Linked DNA regions of Homo sapiens: region 1 is linked to region 2. A link is a contact called in ENCODE Hi-C or POLR2A ChIA-PET data. All regions are on one chromosome and are shown on one strand. The core of a region is the stretch at or near the end of the contact, and the rest is flanking DNA. Distances in the headings are between cores, read along the strand shown.

Evidence for each region. A loop is a pair of places that touch in the nucleus more often than their neighbours do. ChIA-PET counts read pairs that join two places held with the same protein, here RNA polymerase II (POLR2A). Pooled maps may share reads with other maps.
Region 1: a pooled map shows a loop between it and region 2 (4-fold over the local background). The contact joins the enhancer-like site here to the promoter of IPO7 in region 2. A Hi-C loop is called at or near these places in 6 of 50 pooled maps. POLR2A ChIA-PET finds 5 or more read pairs at or near these places in 6 of 52 experiments (B cell, H1, T-cell and 3 more).

What each region holds. Positions count from the first base shown.
Region 1 is chr11:9,228,770-9,235,674 of GRCh38, forward strand. The region is part of intron 1 of DENND5A (DENN domain containing 5A); the gene reads right to left. Among named protein-coding and RNA genes, the nearest start is that of DENND5A, 33 kb to the right of the region's middle. RefSeq lists enhancers at 463-1,063, 1,666-2,266. Within about 2 kb of position 3,187, at least 3 of the 41 ENCODE cell types and tissues checked have a DNase peak (open chromatin) inside an H3K27ac peak, as active enhancers do; they include B cell, where a contact is called at or near this core.
Region 2 is chr11:9,382,491-9,389,082 of GRCh38, forward strand. It overlaps IPO7 (importin 7), which reads left to right and starts at 2,162. Exons shown (of 25, transcript NM_006391.3): 1 at 2,162-2,357. The coding sequence starts at 2,274. RefSeq lists an enhancer at 2,164-2,679.

The DNA of each region.
Region 1 (6,905 bases), core at 1,937-4,436, 150 kb before region 2:
AACACACTTAAGTATTGCAGAATGGTGCACTCAGCGTGAGCACGAAGGCTCCACACACACATCTTGCCGCAAACTTGCCCCATCCATCTCTTCCACTTGGCTGTTCCTGAGTTATATCCTTTATAATAAATGGGTAATAGTAAGTAAAGTACTTTCCAGAGTTCTATGAGCCATTCTGGCAAATTATGCAAACTTAGGAAGGGGTCATGGGAACCCCTGACTTATAGCAGGTTGGTCAAAGTACAGACGGGCGGCAATCTGGGACTTTACTGGCATCTGAAGTGGGGACAGTCTTGTGAGACTAAGCACTTAACCTGTGGAGTGTGCACTAAGCCTAGGCAGTTAGTGTCAGAATTGAACTGAATTGGAAAAAAATAATAATAACAATTGAATTGAATTGCAGGACACCCAGCTGGTAACCAGAGAGTTACAGAATTGGTTAGCATAGTGTTAGATTACAGGCATGAGCCACTGCGCCTGGCCCAAATATGCATTTATCACAGAGACCTTGGCCAAGTTACAAATGTGGGGAAAAAACCACACATTTGGTGTCAGAGGTGTAATGCATGGTATTGAGGCTCAAAAAATGATACCCCTAAGTAAGACACCTTGACATGCTGAGTATTATGAACTAAAGGAGACCGGAAGACCTCAGAAATAGCCTCAGAAGCAAAGTCTCTCCTTGCCCTCCTGTCTCACTCCTCTTACTCCCCCAAAGCAAGTCATAGAAACCAGAATCCCCCTTTCCCCAAGGCGGGTCACAGATAATAGAAAAGCAAGCCATAATACCTAAAAAGTATTACCTCCTACTCAAACATATACCTCTCCCCCAAAGTAAGCCATAATACCTAAAAATGTCACTCTCTCCCCTTTTCCTTGAAGACCCTCAGCTCCAGCGGGGTCCTGCCCTATACCCAGGAAGAAGGAATGCTGCACAGAGTCCAAGAAGAATCTGAACAGACAGGCCTTGCTGGGTCCCCCTGCCCCACCCAGTCTATTACCATTAGATAACACCCTTTGTCTACTAACATTTCTACAGGCCTCTCCCTTTCTTCATTCTTCATTGAGCCTAAGCATAAAAACAGTTTTCCCTAGGTCTTTGGGTCTTCATTTCTGAAAGCTCCCATTTCTTTTTTTTTTTTTTTTTTTTTTTTTGAGACAGTCTTGCTCTGTCACCCAGGCTAGAGTGCAGTGGTGTGATCTCAGCTCCTTGCAAGCTCCACCTCCCGGGTTCACGCCATTCTCCTGCCTCAGCCTCCCGAGTAGCTGGGTGGGACTACAGGCGCCTGCCACCACGTCCAGCTAATTTTTTTGTATTTTTAGTAGAGACGGGGTTTCACCGTGTTAGCCAGGATGGTCTCGATCTCCTGACCTCGTGATCCACCCGTGTCAGCCTCCCAAAGTGCTGGGATTACAGGCATGAGCCACCGCGCCCGGCCCCATTTCATGTAAAACTAATGCTTTTTTTTTTTTTTTTTTTTTTTTTTTTTGAGACAAGTCTCACTTTTTCACCCAGGCCAAAGTGCAGTGGTGCAAACAGAGCTCACTACAATCTCAACCTTCTGAGCTCAAGCGATCCACCCACCTTAGCCTCCCAAGTAGCTGGGACTATAGGTATGCTCCACCACGCCAGGCTAATTTTTAAAAATTTTTTGCAGACAGGTTCTCACCGTTTTTCCCAGGCTGGTCTCAAACTCCTGGGCTTAAGCAATCCTCCCAGCACAGCCTCCCAAAGAGCTGGGATTACAAGTGTGAGCCACACCCAGCCTCTTATGCTTTCTTCTTGTTAATTTGTCTTTTGTTGCAGAAGTGTCAGCCATTGAACCTTAAGATGGGTGAGGAAAGGTATCACATCTTTCTGCCCTTACTGTAGAAACACTAAGGGCATCTTTTCCATAAATCTCAATTTCTTCATCTATAACATGAGGAGAACAATACCTAAGCCAGGCACAGTGGCTCACATCTGTAATCCCAGAATTTTGGGAGGCCAAGGCGGGTAGATCACCTGAGCCTAGGAGTTCAAGACTAGCCCAGACAACATAGGGAGACCGGTCTCTACAAAGAAATAGAAAAATTAGGCATGGTGGCACACATTTGTAGTCCCAGCTGCTAGGGAGGCTGAGATGGGAAGATCACTTAAGCCTGGAGGTCTAGACTGCAGTGAGCAGTTAGCGTGCACTCTAGCCTGGGTGACAGAGCAAGACCCTCTGTCAAAAACAAAACAAACAAACAAAAAAAACCCAAAAAACTACCTACCTCATCAGCCTATTGAGAGGAATGAATGAGTTAACATATGTAAAGCATATGGGACACATTTGTATTGAGCATAAGAGGTACTCAACAAATATTAGCTCCTTTCTTTCCAAAAGGTCTGTCATACATGCAAGAGTTATCTCAAAATCTTTAGCCATGAAAACAGGACACATAAATGTGCTAGAAGTTACCAAATGTTTCCTAACATGCAAACCTCTACTGCACTAAAGTGGCAACACATATCTGTTTCACAGAATGTATACCACGGCAGAGCCCACAGCAGCAAACGTGGCTATACTAAGAACACTGACAAGTCCGCAAATTCAGATTTCAAACCACAACTTATAAGGGACCACCCAGCAGCCTCTTCTTCCCCATAGCACATAAGCAGATTTAAGACTCTGGGAGCCAGGCTGGGCGCGGTGGCTCACGCCTGTAATCCCAGCACTTTGGGAGGCAGAGGCAGGCAGATCACCTGAGGTCGGGAGTTGGAGACCAGCCTGACCAACATAGAGAAACTCCATCTCTACTAAAAATACAAAAGTTGCAGGGAGTGGTGGCGCATGCCTGTAATCCTAGCTACTCAGGAGACTGAGGCAAGAGAATCACTTGAACCCAGGAGGCAGAGGTTGCAGTGAGCCGAGATCGCGCCATTGCATTCCAGCCTGGGCAACAAGAGCGAAACTCCGTCTCAAAAAAAAAAAAAAAAAGACTCTGGGAGCTTCCTGTTAGTTTACCCTCAGTAACATAAGAGAAAGTTTCCTTTACTTTTAAGAACTTTTATAGTAATAAATTCTCTCTCTTTTTTTTTAACAGACTTTCCTAACCACTAAAATTTTACCAACTGGTACTATATCAAAGCACAAAGACTAGCATTTGTTTTATCAAATCTGCATTAAAAGCACTGTATTGGTCATATCAAAGCCTTTTTGTACTTCAGGCCCAGCTGTGACAGCAATGGTAATGTTTCTCTTTCACTTGCAGAATGCTGAAAAACGGCCAAGAAAAAAAAATGGGGAAGCTTTTTTTCAGGCAGTACAGAGTAGTGTTAACAGCAGACTGTTTAAGAAAATTAATTAGCCCTAGGACTGTAGATCTAAATATGAAAGGTAAAAAAATAAAGCCTTTAGAAGAAAACACAGAACATCTTCATGATCCTGCAATAACAAAGATATAAAATGCACTAAACATTAAGAGAGAAAAACGTATAAATTGTACATTACAATTTAAAACTTTTGTTCCTTGAAAGTCGCCATTAAAAGAATGAAAACGCACAGATTACAAGAATATATTTGCACTATATATATATGAAATGAACAAAAAAGACATATCTAGAACATATAAAGAACTGCATTAAATCAATAAAGAAAAAAAGATCACTCAAAGAAAAACAGCAAAAGCCCTGAATAGATACTTCAAAAAAGACATATAAATGCCTAATAAACTTTTGAGAGGTGCTCAACTTCATTAGTCATCCAGAAAATTCAAATTTAAATAATACAATACTATTATATAACCACCAGAATAGCTAAAATGAAAAGAAAATGCCAAGAGTTGGTAAGGATAGGGAGTAACCTACACTGTCGTGCACTGCAAGTGGGAATGTAAACTGGTACAATCACTATGGAAAACTGTCTGGCAGCACCTACTAAAGCTGAACATGCGTATACCTATGACCCAGCAATTCCACTCCTGAGCATATACCCAACAGACCAAAAGCCATGTTCACGAAAAGGCACATACAGGAATGTTCATAACATGTCACTATTGTAATACTCAAAAACTACAAACTACCCATGAGCCTATCAACTGCAGAATTAACAGATAAGGTGTGGTAAAGTCACACAATGGCAAACTCTACAGCAGTGAGAACGACCAACCTAAAACTATACACAATATGAATGAACCTCTCAAATATATTGTACAAAAGAATCCAAACACAAGAGTTCACCATATATAATTACATTTATATAAAGTACAAAGACATGAAAAACTATGCTGTTAGAAGTCAAAATACTGGTTACCTGTGGTGAGTGGGAAGGCAAATAGTGACTGAAGTAGACTACTTCTTGCTCACATCCTAAGAAATTCAAGACAGCCAGTCGCAGGGGCTCACGCCTATAATCCCAACACTTTGGGAAGCCGAGGCAGGCGGATCACGAGGTCAGGAGTTCGAGACCAGCCTGGCCAGCATCGTGAAACCTCGCCTCTACTAAAAATACAAAAATTAACTGGACATGGTGGTGGGTGCCTGTAATCCCAGCTACTCAGGAGGCTGAGGCAGGAGAATTGTTTGAACCCAGGAGGCAGAGGTTGGAGTGAGCTGAGATCGCGCCATTGCACTCTAGCCTGGGCGACAGAGCGAGACTCTGTCTCAAAAAAAAAAAAAAAAAAAGAAATTCAAGACCCACCCTTTAGACCCTCTGGAGTGGGTTGAATGGTGGCCCCAAAAAAGGTATGTCCACATCCTAATCTCCAGAAGCTATGAATGTTATCTTACTTGGAAAAAGGATCTTACAGATGTAGTCAAAAATATTGAGATGAGATCATCCTGGAGTAGTTGAGTGTACCCAAAATACCATGATAGGTATCCCTAAAATAATAGACACAGAGGAAAAGATACACATGAAGGTGAAGGCAATGAGAAGACAGAAGCAGCGATTAGGGTGGTGTAGTCAGAAACCAAAGCATAATGCCAACAGTCACCAGAAGCTCAAGGAATTATTCTCCCCAAGAGCCTCTGAGGGGGTGTGCCCTGCTGACACCCTGATTTTGGATTTCTGTCCTCCAAAACTGTGAGAAAATAAATTATTGTTGTTTTAAGCCACCCAGTTTGTGGTAATTTGTTGCCACAGCCACAGTAAACTAATATAGGCTGGGTGCAGTGGCTCAGGCCTGTAATCCCAGCACTTTGGGAGGCCGAGGTGGGTGGATCACTTGAGGTCAGGAGTTCGAGACCAGCCTGGCCAACATGGTGAAACCCCGTCTCTACTAAAAATACAAAAATTAGCCGGGCATGGTAGCACATGCCTGTAGTCCCAGCTACTCGGGAGGCTGAGGCAGGAGAATGGCTTGAATCCAGGAGGCGGAGGCTGCACTGAGCCATGATCGTGCCACTGCACCCCCAGCCTGGGCAACAGAGCAAAACTCCGTCTCAAAAAAAAAAAAAAAGGCAACTAATATACCCTCCAAACCACATTCCTTTACTCACCCCAATTCTGTAGCAAACTCACCAGCTTTCCTAAGAAAGAGAGATTCAAAAGTGCCCAAACCTCAATCTTTCCCACCGATCCCCCCCCCAAAAAAATGAGCAAAAAGAGAAATTATAACCAGTATACAGACAATTCACAATACCAATATAAAGAATGAGTAATTTTTTTTCAATCTACTTGAGTAGTAGTCAACGAAATACAGATTAAAACACGACGACAGCAAAAAATGAAAAACAAGTATTAATGAGGATATGGAGAAAGTGGAAACCTTGTTGGGAACAGGCCCCCCAAAATCTGGCCATAAACTGGCCCCAAAACTGGCCATAAACAAAATCTCTGCAGCACTGTGACATGTTCGCGATGGCCCTGACGCCCACGCTAAAGGTTACGGGTTTACCAGAATGAGGGCAAGGAACACCTGGCCCACCCAGGGCAGAAAACCGCTTAAAGGCATTCTTAAACCACAAACAATAGCATGAGCGATCTGTGCCTTAAGGACGTGCTCCTGCTGTAGATAACTAGCCGAACCCATCCCTTTATTTCGGCCCATCCCTTTATTTCCCATAAGGAATACTGCTAGTTAATCTATAACCTACAGAAACAATGCTTATCACTGGCTTGCTGTTAATAAAGGCGCGGGTAAATCTCTGTTCAAGGCTCTCAGCTCTGAAAGCTGTGAGACTCCCGATTTCCCACTCCATACCTCTATATTTCTGTGTGTGTGTCTTTTACTCCTCTAGCGCCGCTGGGTTAGGGTCTCCCTGACCCAGCTGGCATCCGCAAACCTGAAACATTGCTAGTGAGAATGTAAAATGATGCACTGCTGTGAAGACATTTTGGCAGTTTCTTAAAGTTACTATAAAGTTCAGAGTTACTATATGACCCATCAATTCCATTCTTGGATATATACATAAACAGGTGTTCAGACAGAAACTTGTACATGAATGTTCATAGCAGCACTATTCACAACAGGCAAAAAGTGGAAACAACCCCAGTGTCCATCAACAGATGAAGGAACAAAATATGGTACGTATTATTCATACCATATAAATATCCCAATAATACAATATTATTCAGCCATAACAAGGAATAAGGTGCTGACACATGCTACAACATGGATGAACCTTAAAAACATCCTGCTAGGCTGGGCGGGGTGGCTCACGCCTGTAATCCCAGCACTTTGGGAGGCCAAGATGGGCAGATCACTGGAGGTCAGAAGTTCGGGACCAGCTGGCCAATGTGGTAAAACCCTGTCTCTACTAAAAATACAAAAATTAGCTGGGCACGATGGCGGGCACCTGTAATCCCAGCTACTCAGGAGGCTAAGATAGGAGAATTGTTTGAACCCAGGAGATGGAGGTTGCAGTGAGCTGAGATCGCGCCACTGCACTCCAGCCTGGGCGACAGAGCAAGACTCTGTCTCAAAAAAAAAAAAAAGAA
Region 2 (6,592 bases), core at 912-3,411:
GCGTGAGCCACCGGGCCAGGCAATTTTTGTATTTTTAGTAGAGATGGGGTTTTGCCATGTTGGCCAGGCTGGTCTCGAACTCTTGACCTCAGGTGATCCCGCCCACCTCAGCCTCTCAAATTGCTGTGGTTACGGTTGTGAGCCACCATGCCCGGCCTAAATTAGGAATAATTCTGTCTTACTTCCAGTACTTCCAGGCACAGTGGCTGGCATATACAAGGTAGTAACATTGCAAAACCCACCGCTTCAGGGAAAGGCTTTCGTGAGCCTTTCCTTCTCTTTTTTTTGTAAATTAAAAACAATAAGTGATCATTTAACACATTGTATTTGAAGGCTTATAATTAATTTTAAGTATATCTGTTTATATAACTTTGTTACAATAATAACAGATATGAAAGGAAATTACTCCAAATCTCACCATCCTGTTAATAGAAAATAAATTATTTTCATTTGCTAACCTTGCTTTTCAGTCTTTGTCCATGTTACAAAGCTATATCCTTCCATAAATACTTTTTTGTTATATTTTTTAATGGCTGTGAAATATTTAATTTACTGGATTCTTGCTATTTGCTTAACCAGTCCTATATTGTTCAACATTTCTCTTCAGAGGCAGAGTGATTTAGTGGAAACAATGGAAAGTTTGAAAACAAAGATCTTAGGTTTGAAATCTTAGTTGAACCTCTTACTACGTGACCTTGGGTAAGTTATTTAACCTTTCTAAAACAAACTTTTTCTTGGCTGTTATAAAAGAGGACTTTTTCTTTCTTTCTTTCTCCCCCACCTCCCTCTTTTTTTAGAGATGGGGTCTCGCTATGTAGCCCAGGCTGTAGCGTAGTGGCTACTCATAGGCACGATCTTAACAGGCTGTCACCTTGAACTTCTGGTCTCAAGCAATCCTCCTGCCTCAACAGGAGGATTACGCCTGGCTAGGAAGGTGTCTTTTATTTTTATTTATTTATTTATTTATTTTTGAGATAGAGTCTCGCTCTGTCACCCAGGCTGGAGTGCAGTGGCATGATCTCGGCTCACTGCAAGCTCCACCTCCTGGATTCACGCCATTCTCCTGCCTCAGTGTAGCTGGGACTACAGGCGCCCACCACCACACCCGGCTAATTTTTTGTATTTTTAGTAGAGACGGGGCTTCACCGTGTTAGCTAGGATGGTCTCAATCTCCTGACCTTGTGATCCGCCCACCTTGGCCTCCCAAAGTGCTGGGATTACAGGTGTGAGCCACCGCGCCTGGCAGGAAGGTGTATTTTAATAGGGATTATGCTTTTACTCTGCATTAAGAGGTGATTTATATGAAGTCCCAACTAAAATTTGGATACTCAATAAAAAGCCATGATTTCAGTATTTGGTAATTACTAATACGTAATGTGATAAAAACCTTTCACACATAAAGTTCATTTAATCTTCCGTGTTATTGCCTTAGGATAAAGTCTCATAAGTGGAATTACTGGGTCAGAGTTTAAACATTTCGTTTCGTTTTGTTTTTTTGAGACGGAGTTTCGCTCTTGTTGCCCAAGCTGGAGTGCAATGGCACGATCTCGGCTCACTGCAACCTCCGCTTCCCGGGTTCAAGCGATTCTCCTGCCTCAGCCTCCCTAGTAGCTGAGACTACAGGCGCGTGCCACCACGCCCGGCTAATTTTTTGTATTTTTAGTAGAAACGGGGTTTCGCCGTGTTAGCCAGGATGCTCTCGATCTCCTGATCTCGTGATCCGCCCGCCTTGGCCTCCCAAAGTGCTGGGATTACAGGCGTGAACCACCGCGCCCGGCAGTTTAAATATTTTAGTGGCTATCAGAAACACATCTCAAATTGCTTTTCAGAAAGTTTCCTTCAATCACGCAGCCATTAGCAATCGATTGCACCACACACTGTATCTGACTCCCTTTATGAACATTGTGGATATAGTATGTGAAACCTTTTGTAACTGATTGTTTTGCTTTTCTTTTTGTGGAACTTGAACATTTTTCGTTTTTGAACAGAAAGACTTGTCTGTAGGAACGACAGCTCAGGCAGCCACGTGGGCTGCGGACTGTGTTTGTGGACTACATCTCCCAAAGTGCTCCGCAGGCGCGCCCACAGGAAGTCGCCGGAGCATCTCCCGCCTCCACGCCGAGGCGAAGAGGTTCTATCCGGGGCCTTGGCGCTTCTCTTTCCTTTCGCGCCGGTTGCCGCTGCGGAGCGCGGCGGGTCCATGTGCGCAGTGAGTGGCGCTATTCCTGGCCCAGTAGCACCCGAGCCCCGGGTTTGACCGAGTCCGCGCTGCGATGGACCCCAACACCATTATCGAGGCCCTGCGGGGCACTATGGACCCAGCCCTGCGTGAGGCCGCGGAGCGCCAGCTCAATGAAGTAAGGACGCCCGGCTAGCGGTGGCGGCGGGCAGGCGGGTGGGCAGAAGTGGCAGGCCGAGCCCCCGGGGCCTGGCCGGAGGCGCGGACGACGTCGTTGAGGGTCCCAGCAGGAGGGTGGGGCGGACATCTGACGGCGACTTCCACGCCGGGGCGCCTCGGTGTGGTGTGGTGGTGGTGGCTGCAGCCAAGGCTGCCTTTGCTTCGGATCCTGAGCTGGGCCTCTGGCTGCGGTCTAGGCATGAGGAGCCGGCTGAGGCGGGGCGGGCGTGACGGGTTGGACACATGGCTGGCTCGGGTGGCTGGCCGACCTCTGGCTCATTCCCAGCTGGTTCCTCACGTCCAGGAGGGGGCGAAACTTACTGGGAGGTTTTTCAGATGTTTCTGAGACCAGTCTCGCCGTCGCAGGGTTTGGAAGGGCTCCTGGGAATGCCGGCTGGTCCTTTGGGGGCTGCGCCTGTCATCCTTGTCACTTTGCTGGGCTGATCAGTGGCCTGCCTCGGGCACAACTTCCTCCTCTCTGGCTGAGTTGCTAGGGAAGGCTTTCAAAGGCAAGCCCGCGCCTCCTTGGCAGGATAGGAGTAGTGCGGGACACTCACAGAGTCTGATCCCTGCTTTTCCGCTGTCCTAATGCTTCAGTCGGGGAGCTGGCTTATGTAGTGGGAAGGATCAGGTGAAGTGCACCCTTCTAGGTATAGCTGCACCATTGATTCCTTGAGTGACCTTGGGCCAGTCGCTTAACCTCTTGATCCTGAGTTTTTCCCATTCATAAAATTACGCCACAGAGTTGCTGTGACAGACAGGTGAGATAATGTTAAGTCTGAGTGCCTTGGAACATGCTGAGCTCCTTATCAGTTCAGATATTGCATTCTCTGAAGGTTTTTTTTTTCCCCCATATTTTGTGGGGACCGCTCCTTGGAAAACAGCTTAATTGCATGAATATTTATTGTACTATCTCCAGTGTCATTCTTTGTTTCTAAACTTTTGCATTTTTACGTATTAATGATCAGTATTTTAAATCCTTCTTAAAAGGGCTGCTGTAACTTTTCTGCCAGTTAGTAACTGTCCTTCAGCATGCTGCTGAATCTGCCAGCTTTACTGAACTTTAGTGTACATTTTTTAACTGAAAAAGAAATCACACTTTAAAATAGAAATTCAACTATTTTATGCGTCTTTTAGCTGGTAAGTAAATAATTTAAAAACATTGTTTATATTGACTTACCAGAAACAGCAGAAATATTACTAACTGGACTTTCAGTGTAAAGGGCTGCACTAGAGATCCCTGCCCTCACGGAACTTACAGTTCAAGAAGACTACCTACAGAGTTTACACAAATTAAATGTAAAATTATTTCAGAATGTTAAATCTATTTTATATGTAAATGAGATCATTATTATACCACACAAAGTGATGATTACATGTTCAAATTTTTAGACTCAGAGTCACCTTGGGAGGAGCTTAGATTTTTTTGGATATAAAATAGTGAGTTGAACCGTATTACCATTTTGAACCATTACCAAACTATGGAAGGAGCAATGGATCACTTTTTGTTTTGATTTGCTTAGTGATAGACATGGGTTAAGTTGAAAATTATTTTGCTTATTAAATAGTAATGCAGTTACAAGCCTAGAAAAGCTAAAAGTTTAGTCATGGTCATTTCTACCATGACTTTGCTCTAATCGCGTATTATTTTGACTAATTATACTTGCATGTAATTATTAATTTTAAAAGTGAGTACTTGAAGAGTTGGTTTGCTTCTACAAAAATGGGGGAAATAATACTTCCTGAAAATCTGAAATTCATTTATTCCTCAAATAGACATTACATGTCTAGTATATGCACTAACATCTTGTAGTAGAAACCTGGGGTATTTCACAAGCTAGTTTTTGGAAGATAAACAAATGATCAAAATAGTATTCAATGCCTTTTTTACTTAACCATTAAACTACTGTTTTGGAATACTGTCAAACAGTGAACACCGCTAATCTGTCAAAGAAAATTTGTTACATGGCCTTTATTTTTGTAATCCTTAACTATTTACATTTCATACATTTCTTTCAATTATAACACCTAGATTTTTAAATATTCTTCCTAAGGTAAATTTTCTATTAGTATATTTACTTTCATTCCATTTTAATACACTACTTCTCCCTCTCCCTTCTTCCATTTAAATATTTTTTGCTTTGACTTTCTTGTGGCAGAACATTGATTTGGGAGACAGATCTCAGACAAGTCTTGAATATTGTTAAGAATGAGGAAGTAACATTTCTGAAAGGCTCTTGCTTTGGAGAAGATAGAAGAACGAATTATTCTATGATGTCTCTCATTCCAGTGAAGCTGTGTTTTGGTTCATTTAGAACCAAAGAATAAGATCATTGACATTTGAATGAATCTCTTCACAAAGTGAAATAATCACTGACTCAATGTAAAATTTGTAAATGTTATTAAAGTGTTTATAGTATAGACAGTTTCGAAACAAAATAGCCCTTCTGCCTCAGAGTCTTTGCACTTAACTCCTTGGAACTCCTTTCACATAGTTATCCCCCTAACTTGTTCTCTCATTTCCTTCCATCCCTGTTCAAATGTCTCCTTATCACTGAGGAGTTCCTTGACCATCATACTCCCTATCTCCTTTCACTTGTTTTTCTCTATAGCACTGATTTGTCATACATATTTGGCTTACTTTTAAAATTAATTTTATTTGGCCAGGCACGGTGGCTCACGCCTGTAATCCCAGCATTTTGTGAGGCTGAGGCGGACTGATCACTTGAGGTTGGGAGTTTGAGACCAGCCTGACCAACATGGAGAAACCCCATCTCTACTAAGAATACAAAATTAGCTGGGCGCGGTGGCGCATGCTTGTAATCCCAGCTACTCAGGAGGCTGAGGCAGAAGAATCGCTTGAACCTGGGAGGCGGAGGTTGCGGTGAGCTGAGATCGTGCCACTGCACTCCAGCCTGGGCAACAGAGTGAGACTCCATCTCAAAAAAATTAATTAATTAATTAAATTTAAAACATTGGCTGGGCATGGTGGCTCATGCCTGGAATTCCAGCACTTTGGGAGTCCGAGGCGGGCGGATCACCTGAGGTTGGGAGTTCGAGACCAGCCTGACCAACATGGAGAAACCCCGTCTCTACTAAAAATACAAAATTAGCTGGGCGTGGTGGCGCATGCCTGTAATCCCAGCTACTAGGGAGGCTGAGGCAGGAGAATCGCTTGAACCCGGGAGGTGGAGGTTGCGGTGAGCCGAGATCGTACCATTGCACTCCAGCCTGAGCAACAAGAGCGAAACTGCGTCTCAAAAAATAAAAATAAAAATAAATAAATAAATAAATTTTTTTTTTTTTGAGACGGAGTCTTGCTCTTGTTGCCCAGGCTGGAGTGCAGTGGCGCAATATGAGCCCACCGCAACTTCTGCCTCCTGGGTTCAAGCAATTCTCCTGCCTCAGCCTCCCAAGTAGCTGGGATTACAGGCGTTTGCCACCACACCTGGCTAATTCTGTATTTTTAGCAGAGATGGGGTTTTACCATGTTGGCCAGGCTGGTCTCCAACTCCTGACCTTGTGATCCGCCCACCTCGGCCTCCCAAAGTGCTGGGATTACAGGAATGAGCCACCATGCCCAGCCTATTTATTTATATTTATTTTTTGAGACAGGGTCTTGCTCCATCACCCAGGCTGGAGTGCAGTGGCACCATCATGGCTCACTGCAGCCTCTCCCTCTCGGGCTCAAGCAACACTCCCACTTCAGCCTCCCAGGTAGCTGAGACTACGGGGATGTGCCACTATGCCCAATTAATTTTTGTATTTTTTGTAGAGACAAGGTTTCACCGTGTTGCCCAGGCTTATTTTTAATTTTTTCAGAGCTAAGGCCTTGCTATGTTACCCAGGCTGGAGTGCAGTGGGCTCCACTGCACTACATAGTACACTACAGCCTAGAACTCTTGGCCTCAAGCAGCGTCCTCCCATCTGAGCCTCCCAGGTGGCTGGGACTGCAGACACGTGCTACCACGCCTGGCCTAATTTTACTTAACTTTTCTTCTCCCCACTATAATTTTAAGTTTCTTGAGGTCATGAATTGTTATTTTTTGTTATTGTTATTCCTTGATTTCCCAGTAATAGGCTTTATGACTGACTTCCTGTTATAATATTAATAAATAACAGTATAGGCTTTAGCTCTTTTATTTATTTTTTAAAATTTATTATTATTATTATTAGTATTTTTGTGGCAGGTTC